Regions from separate parts of the Homo sapiens genome. Here region 2 is linked to region 1. Evidence: chromatin loops called from intact Hi-C (ENCODE). Cell type or tissue: PC-3. All regions are shown on one strand. Links, peaks and the distances in the headings refer to the core of each region. The heading gives the core; the rest is flanking DNA.

Region 1 (4,413 bases), core at 170-4,169:
CCCATTTAAACCTTACCGCCTACCTTACCCCACCCGGCCCCACACATCTATATACACACAACCTCACTTCTCTTCCAAGCGGAATAGTTGCTCATTGGAAGTAACAGTATAAAAAAGAAGGTAAACTTATCTAGAGAAGCATATTAAGTAGTTTTTTTCTCCTCTTCACATTCACTTCTTAAATTGTTATCAAACAAAAGCTATTAGGAAATCTTTGGAATTTATTATTTTCAAGAAGTTCCAAACAGATTCTTTTTCCTAATACTCTTTAGGGAAATATTTTAATGTGGCTTAATTATCTATCTAATATTAAATACAAATTAAATTTGCTATCATCAATAGAAGATATTTTTATTCATAGGAGTTCTTGATTTTCACAATACCTCTTCTATAGCTTGAAGTATTTTTTAAAATATAAAGCTAAATCTACGGTAAGTGGTGCAAAAACACCAGGGATATTAAATTTTTTAACGTTAGTGTTATATATATTACTTAAAATTTTTACTTAATATGTTCAACCCTAGCACTCCTTCTGACATTAGGCCCCCCCCACCTTTTTCAACCTGAATATTCAAGGGATTTAAGGTATTTGAAATTGCATGTGAATTATTTTGTGGTTATATTAATTAACATTGTAACATCTAGGTTTTACACTTAACTGTTAATGATCTTAGGGCTTAAGGAAAAAAAAATATATATCTAAAGTTAGTGGTAAAACTTCAGTTATCCCAGAAACCCCAGAACATGGTTAATTCTGAATAACTGAATTTGCTAGGTAAATTGACATCAAATACCTCAATTTAAAAAAATGCTTACTATAACATTTTCATAAAAGTTTTCCAAAAATTATTTACCTGTGTATTAGTTTCCTATTGCTGCTGTAACAAATTACCAACTTAGTGGCCAAACTGCACCCCCAACCCCCCAAATTTATTATTTTACAGTTTTGGAGGTTACAGGTCTGAAATGGGCTTCACTAGGCTAAAATTAACGGGTCGACCTTCCTTTCTGAAGATTCTTGGGGAGAATCATTTCTCTTGCGATTTCCAGTTTCTGGAGACTACCTGCATTCCTTGACTTGCATTGTTTTTGTCTTCAAAGGCAACAGTGACTAAGGGGTCTGTCTCACATCATATCATCCTAACAGTGACTCTTCTTTCTCCCTCTTCCACATTTGAGGGCCCTTGTGATTACAGTAGGCCCACTGGATAATCTAGGATAATCTTCCTATTTTAAGATCATCTAATTAGCAGCCTTAATTCCATCTGGTACCCTAAATTCCCTTCTGCATGTTAATGTAACATATTCATAGGTTCTGGGGATTAGGACAGGGACATCTTTGGGAAGCCATTATTCTGTCTAACACATTTTGTCTTCTGAAAGGGTAAATTATGTATACTGAACTGACTGTAACAATGTAGATTATGTGAGATAGGAGATCTGACTGATGCATTTTATTACCACCTGTTTGCCAGAATTATATTCAGACTCCTTTCTAGACTTCTTCTCATGTTGGTTGGTTGGTCTTGTAGTTTCCTAGTACTTTATGCAGGTGACTGCACTCCTACATTGTGGACATTTTCTATACCAGAGTCATTCAGGACTACTGTTGAGAAAATGTCAGTGTTTGCCATCTCTTCTCACTCCTGGTAAGTACAGTCCTATTAAGTAATCTTTTGGTTGTTTACTTTTTACCAAAAAAAGGCCTGTTCCCATCCTTATCTATCATCAAGTCTCTCACCATTATCGTAGTTGATATGTCTTAACATCTAGTCATTGAGGGTGCTTTTATGACACTTTTAATTTTACCCTGATTTTCTTGATGCCAACTGTACTCTGTTCTTTCACACTTTTTTGTGTGTGCTCGAGCACTTTTGTTTTCTTAATAAAGAAATGGAAGTTTGAGTAACTTACACAAGGTTACTCATCAATAACTGATTCAGGATTTGAACCCAGGCTACTTAATTCAGAAGAGCCCATACCTACCACTCAAATGGATTGCCATCCAACATTCATTCCAAACTCTAAGCCTTTACTTTTGAAATCCATTTGTCCTGACATTTTTATAAAGAAGTCTTTAAGACTAGAAGGAAAAAATACTCTGAACATAAATTTATTTACTAGCAGGAAGATAGGAATTAGATGAAATACTTTCATTTTGCTTCACCCTCTTAGAGGTCTACAACAGGAAATTGGAGAGATATTGCCGATGTTTTAGTAGATTCCATAGAAAGTTCATATACATCCAATTTTCAATTTAGAAAGAGGTAAGGAATTGGATTGTTTTCATGACATTTTTCTAAGGGAAGATAAGAGAGGAAATAAAGGGGTGAACCAAAAGACATCAGATATAAAGTGCCTGTTTACTCCCTCTGAGTGACTCACATTATTCTACTTTAAAAACATGTTAGGAATTCATCTAATCTTCTTTAGGGCACACCCACTTCCCTCTAAGCTTAGTATAGTTCACAGATAAATTGGTCTTTCTCAGCTCACCACTTCTGCTATGTAGTTACCTTGCCAGTGGTGATTTGATGTCCCGTGGCTGGCCATGCTCTTCCTCTTCTGTCTCAATTTCTTCCTTATATGTATAAATAAATACCTGACTCACAAGTGTTTTGCCTAACCCTGTGCTTTCCATTGCCTTGGCAATATTTCTTGAGTTGAAAAAGCCATCTAAGGTGCTAAGTTAAAAGAAAAAAAAAAGGCCTTATAAGGTACTCAGGATCTACACGAGGTTGTTAATTCATGTTTTGCTTTAATTGGTTACTCTGTTTCCTATTTCCTCGGTTTCCAATACTTGTTTGTAGAAAACATCAGTTTTGTGTGTATTTGCTCTTGGTCCTAAAGTTAAGGACACTATACGCAGAGTTAATTGACCTTCATTTGTGTGCCAGCATTCTGGGGTGACATAATGCCTGCAAGTGTCATATTCTTAATATGTGAGGGGGTTCTATATGGAGTACAGGGTTAGTTGCTAAATAACCTCTGTACCCCTTTTTCTCTGTCTCGATGTATGCATTCTCATTCTCCTGTAGATTGCCTATTTGTATGTATTCCTAGAAAAGGCCTTCGATAGGACGTCTGTAGGGTTATTCCCTTCTAAAGGGAATGGTTATACCCTCTGACCTATCAATTCCATTTCTATAAATTTATCCCATAGATATACTCACAAATGTGTAAAATGAAGTATATTTGAAGTAAATTATTAAAGCATTAAGAGCAAGCTAAATGTTCATCAGCAGGAAATGGAGTCAATATATCTTCGTCTGTCTGTATAATGGAACAATATGTATTATTATGAACAGTTTTTGAGCAAATAAAAATAAGCTGAAGTTTAAAAAGTTGAGTTAAAAAAGCAAGGTGTAAAACAGTGTGCGTAGTATCTGTGTACGTTTGTAGATACTGTACACACATGTTAGAGGGCAATTTGGATAAAGTATTCTGTGCTCAATTAACATATTTTCCCTTTGTCTTCCTGGCTCTACTGGCTTATTACCAGTAGCAGTTACTCGGGAGTTACCCAGCTACTCAGGAGGCTGAGGCAGGAGAATCGCTTGAACCCAGGAGGTGGAGGTTGCAGTGAGCTGAGATCGCGCCTGGGTGACAGAACAAGACTCCGTCTCAAGAAAAAAAAATGCTTATGTTCTGTATAAAATCTTCAATAAAATGACGATACCAGTACCTCATATTTGTATAATGATTTACAGAATAGAAAGCTTCATTTTATATAGTTCCTTACATAAGTCAGTGGTATAGTATCCAGCATACACATAAACACATATATTAAATATATGGAAATTATATAGTAATGTAATAATATATAGTTATATAATGATTCAGTAGAATTGTCATCTGAATACATTTTTGTTGTTTGCTCACTTTATAAGGTTTGCTTCAAGACATCTCCCTTGTCTTAAATATTCTTCTCTTAAGCTATGATTGCATATGGATTATTTTTCTATATAAAATACATTTTATTCTCACTTTTTAGATTCAAAGTTAGGACATTTCTGAAAGATTTATGTATTATCTATTTAATAGAAATCTTTCAATTACTTCCCAATGTGTAAAGAGTAAGTGAATAACAGAAAATGAGAAATTTCAAAGACTTGGTAGCAAGCATTTAGCAAATGCCATTGTCCTTGTAAAATTATTTTAAGCTCTATCTGTTGTCACACACTGAAAGATGCAAGCAAACAGTGTGGCTTTGGCTAGAGCTTATCATTACTTCTCAGAATAACTTTGGTGTATTATCTCTAGTAGCATTTTAGCTTAGTTGATACACTTCAAAGTACCCGTTAGACACACCACAGATTGACTTAAGCTTTGATGACTTGCAAGTCCATAAATATCTCATTTTGGAACTCTAAAAGTTTGGAATTCTAAAACTCCAATTTTGGAATTCTGTGG
Region 2 (4,413 bases), core at 246-4,245, 47 kb after region 1:
CCTCACATGGCTTTTTCTCTGTGGGGGCACAGAGAAAGAGTGAAAGCTCTGGGGTCTGTTCTTCTCATGAAAGCTCTGGGGTCTCTTCTTCTCATGAGGACATCAGTTCTATTGGGTCAGGGTCCCACCCTTATGACTTCATTTAACCTTAATTACCTCTTTAAAGGACCTATCTCCAAATAGTCACATTGTGGGTTAGGGCTTCAACATATGAATAATGGAGGGATACAGTTCGGTCCATAACATACACTAACTGTCTTTGTATACTAATCCTCATTTTGACAGATTGTCATTTAAGAAAAAATTATTCTTAAGTAGAATCATTGACTTGGACCCAATTGGAAGCATTGTTGTCACCTCTCTTTTGGTGCTTCCTTTTTACCTTTGGATGACAGGTATCTGTCTCCATATTCTCTTTTCTCAACTACAGTAAAAGTTCTTTGAATGTGAGAATTTTAGTATGCCCCACCATGTTTGGTACTAAAAGTTACTAATTATATATAATTGCATATTTTTCCAATTCTCTAATTTTAGGGAAGTTGTTTACAGCGTGGCACACACTATCTCTAATGGAATATAAGTTCGATATAAATATCAAGACATTAAAATATCAAAACATTAATACCTATATTGAAAGTAAAGTGAAACCATACCTAAGTCACTTGAAAGGGGAATTGTACTTTGTTGGAGTAATCTAATTGCCAAAAGTTGACACTTTTTTCTTGATATTTTCTGTTTGTTAATTAGTGAAAGACTTTTTTTCATTAAATGAACATTTGTTTTTTAATGTCTTCCTTTGTGTTTTTGGTGTGTTTCAACATGAAGAGCATGGTGATTCCCATGAGGAGAGAATAACAATTTTAGAAATAGGTATATGAGATGCTTAGTTAGTGCTCTGAACAGAAATACTAATAGAGAAAATTTTATCATTAATAAGGAAATGTTTAAATATAAGAATCTAATCTACAACATTGATTTAAAAGAGGCAACAGCCATCTTATCAGTAACTATTAATAATAGAAAGTTATTAATAATATATGGCCTACCAGAATAGAGAATTATGGGAGACCATAGAAAATTTTATTTAGAGATAATTATGTTATACATGCACACACACACACACATTTATGCCAAAAAATCATATTGTCAAAGTATATTTAAGTTAAAAAATGTTTTTCTTGATCTCACCATGTTCTCAATTTTCTACTATATTATAATAATATCAATCTTTGTAGTTTCAAATTTTTAATGCTATATATAAGTATAAAGTGGTATTTTAGTTTAGCAAAAGGATATCTAAAATAATGATCAAAACATTTTTATCAGTCTTTTCTTTATCTCCCTTGCTTAAAGAATGATGGGTTCTGATTTTTCACATATTTATTATGGTTGTATTAGTCTGTTCTCATACTGCTAAAAAGAACTACCTGAGACAGTAATTTATGAGGAAGCGGTTTGATTGACTCATAGTTCCACAGGCTTAACAGGAATCATGGGTGGGAGTCCTCAGGAAACTTACAATCATGGTGGAAGGTGAAGGGGAAGCTGGTACATCTTCACAATGGTGGAGCAGGAGAGAGAGAGAAGGGGGAGGTGCCACACACTTTTAAACAACCAGATCTCATGAGAACAATCTCACTGTCACAAGAACAGCATGGGAAAACCACCCCAATGATCCAGGTACCTCCTGCCAGGTCCCTCCCTCAACACGTGGGGATTACAATTTGACATGTGGTTTGGGTGGGGACACAGAGCCAAACCATATCAATGGTTAAGAATTATAAGGTATGATATGGCTTCCCAATTGTCAAAGAATTAAAATGCTCATTAGGAGAGGAGTGACTGCTTCTCCCTTTAGTAGAAAAACAATTCAAACTCAGGTTACCAATTACAATACACAAACTAAAACAGTTATGTTGAGCCGGGAAACCGTCTTCTTGTAGGCTATCTTCTAGCACCAAATAATGCCCACATGATTTCTGGCTGAAGGCCATCAGAATGGAATTTTAGCACTGGAAGAATAGAGTTAATGTTACTTCTTAAGGAGAAACCTATTACCTTTGTACATTCATTGAAAATTTAGGAAGCATAAATTACATATTTCTGAACATACTGTTTTGTAAGTTTTTTTAAAACTTTGTTGATATTCATTGACCCACACAAAATAGATTAATGAAGAAATAGTTTGCTGACCCATCCCATGTCTTCATTATTGCTGTGTTTCACAAACATACTGGTGTCTTGTGACATATCCTTATTAAGACACGTTAGTTGAGTATATTACCTAAAGCTGCTATTCTTAATAAGCTATGCAAAGAAAGCAGGAATTATTCCCTAGCCTGATATTTGCACATATTTTCATGAGATAAGAATTAGCAATTGGACTTGCCCCAAAAAATAGAACAGCAAGATACATTCCCACAAAATATGTTTGCCAACCTGTAAAAAAACCACCTGTCAAAAAATGGTGTATATGATCAAGTAATTTTTGTCTCTTGCAAAATATGGAATATTTGTAATTGATCTTTGATTTTCTGCTGGTTGAGTATACTGTTTTATGCAAATACTGTTTTGCTGACTACAATGTAAAGGTCGCCATCTGTTGAACATAAGTAATTACTACACTTCAGTTCCTTGTGAGACTAGTACTTAAAAATTATTGAGCCAAGAAACATAGTTCCTATGTATTTTCACATCCAAATTGTTTAATTCTGTTTAATGCTGGAAATGCCTGTTGTTGTTGTTGTTTACCAAATTAAACGTGTACTATTAGCACTTATAAAGATCTGTTATTTATAAAAGTCAGTGTTCGTAATATGCCAAGTTGGCTTTCATAATCCCAGAATATTCACCACGTTCCTTAGAGGCAGAATTTTGTCAGACCGGTAGTCCTTCTCTTATAATGCTGTTTGGATAAGTTGTTTTCCATTTCACCTTTAGAGAAGTAAATTACACAATAAAATTATTTTATTGAATTAAACCAGATAATTAAAGAAACTTATGTTTACTAAAACTCAGTATTGAAGAAGACTCCTGCACTTTAGTTTTTTTTTTTCTTCAAAAGAAATCACAACTTCAAAAGTTAATTAAGAGCATTGATGATAGGCAGACTTCAAAATCATGGAAGGCTTAATTTCTATCTTTTGCTGCTATTCTAGTTTATGTATTTCAGACACATTGCAGGTTTCAGAAGTCCAAGTTTTCCTACTTTTATATTATGTGAAGGTTTGTTTATTAGAATGATATGATTTTATAAAAGAAAATTGAACCAATATATTATATTATATAGTATAAAGCATATGACAGGTATGGATATTTAGACATCTTCACTTTCCTTTTAGTCAAATTAAAGAACTATCTACAAATTGCTTTTATCTAAAAATTAGTCTCATGTGTCCATGTATTCTCTTTTGTGTTTTTCTATTTTTGTATCTATTAAAGGGTATTGTTTGAATGCTACTCCTGTGTCCAACTCTGTAATAGGTGTTCATCTCACAGATGCACCTAATTAACTACTCCCAAAGATTCTGAATTTATATCTTTGAACAGAAGAATGTGTTAAAACTAAGGTGACACCTGTTGCGGAATTTTCAAGTTAGTGGTACACACTTATTTTGCCTCTTCACACACTTTATTCTTTATCCTGATATGCTAGTAATTTATAAGAAGAAAAAAATTGAGAATAAATTTCTGAAAGATTTTAATGTCTTCAGGTAGCTGTGTATCATTGGTTAGACAGTGAGTGAACTTGAAGCTTTAATACAGAGAAGTAACACTTAAGCAAATTTGGTGGAATCAAGTTTACCCTTGGCTTACAGCAGTGGAATCACATACTTGTTAAAATCAGCAAAGCTCTTAGCAGGGATGTTGGAGCAGCATCACAGGTATGTTTACAAAAAGTACACCCACCAACAGTAAAACCAAAAATCCTTTATATATGAAAGGTAAAACAATCAGATAACATCTATTCAAGGGATAAGTAAAAAACAGAAGTGATGTCGTCAAGGGTGATGGTGAAACTAATAAATGCTCTGTGTTGAAAGACAGCAAATAAAAATAACCAAAACCCAGAGGTTTATTTATATCCTGGAGGGATTTGAAGCCCCCCATACAGAAAGTGATTCTAAATGGTTCTCACTAGACTCTTTTTCTTAATGACTTACCGCTCAGGGTATGTAGAGGACTTACAGATGAGATTCACTGAGTACTATCTGCGTTTGTTTCAAATCCTGGATGGGAAAGAAAATAGAAGAGTGGTAAAAGGAAAATATAGTACTGATTTTCAAAAAAGGAAAAAAAAGTTAACTTCTAACCATAAACTAATTTGAACTTGAGATCATCTGGAAAAAAGTCAAGCAGGCATTCTGAAAAGCATGGCTAGTGAGCACTGAGAAGAGGAGGGCAGAATTGCCA

The links. A loop is a pair of places that touch in the nucleus more often than their neighbours do. Peaks named below come from ENCODE experiments on the same cell type or tissue, not always from the same donor. Only the 100,000 strongest peaks of a DNase experiment are listed, where the experiment ranks them.
Region 2: it touches region 1 in a loop (3-fold over the local background); 5 of 110 quality-filtered maps call a loop at or near these places.

The regions. Positions count from the first base shown.
Region 1 is chr4:94,546,289-94,550,701 of GRCh38, forward strand. The region is part of intron 3 of PDLIM5 (PDZ and LIM domain 5); the gene reads left to right. Among named protein-coding and RNA genes, the nearest start is that of PDLIM5, 97 kb to the left of the region's middle. In PC-3, for the core only: no CTCF peak of the experiment used is centred there; a DNase peak (open chromatin) is centred at 2,433; H3K4me3 peaks cover 1,136 bases; H3K27ac peaks cover 2,087 bases.
Region 2 is chr4:94,593,492-94,597,904 of GRCh38, forward strand. The region is part of intron 7 of PDLIM5 (PDZ and LIM domain 5); the gene reads left to right. Among named protein-coding and RNA genes, the nearest start is that of PDLIM5, 140 kb to the left of the region's middle. In PC-3, for the core only: a CTCF peak has its summit at 2,602; a DNase peak (open chromatin) is centred at 2,600.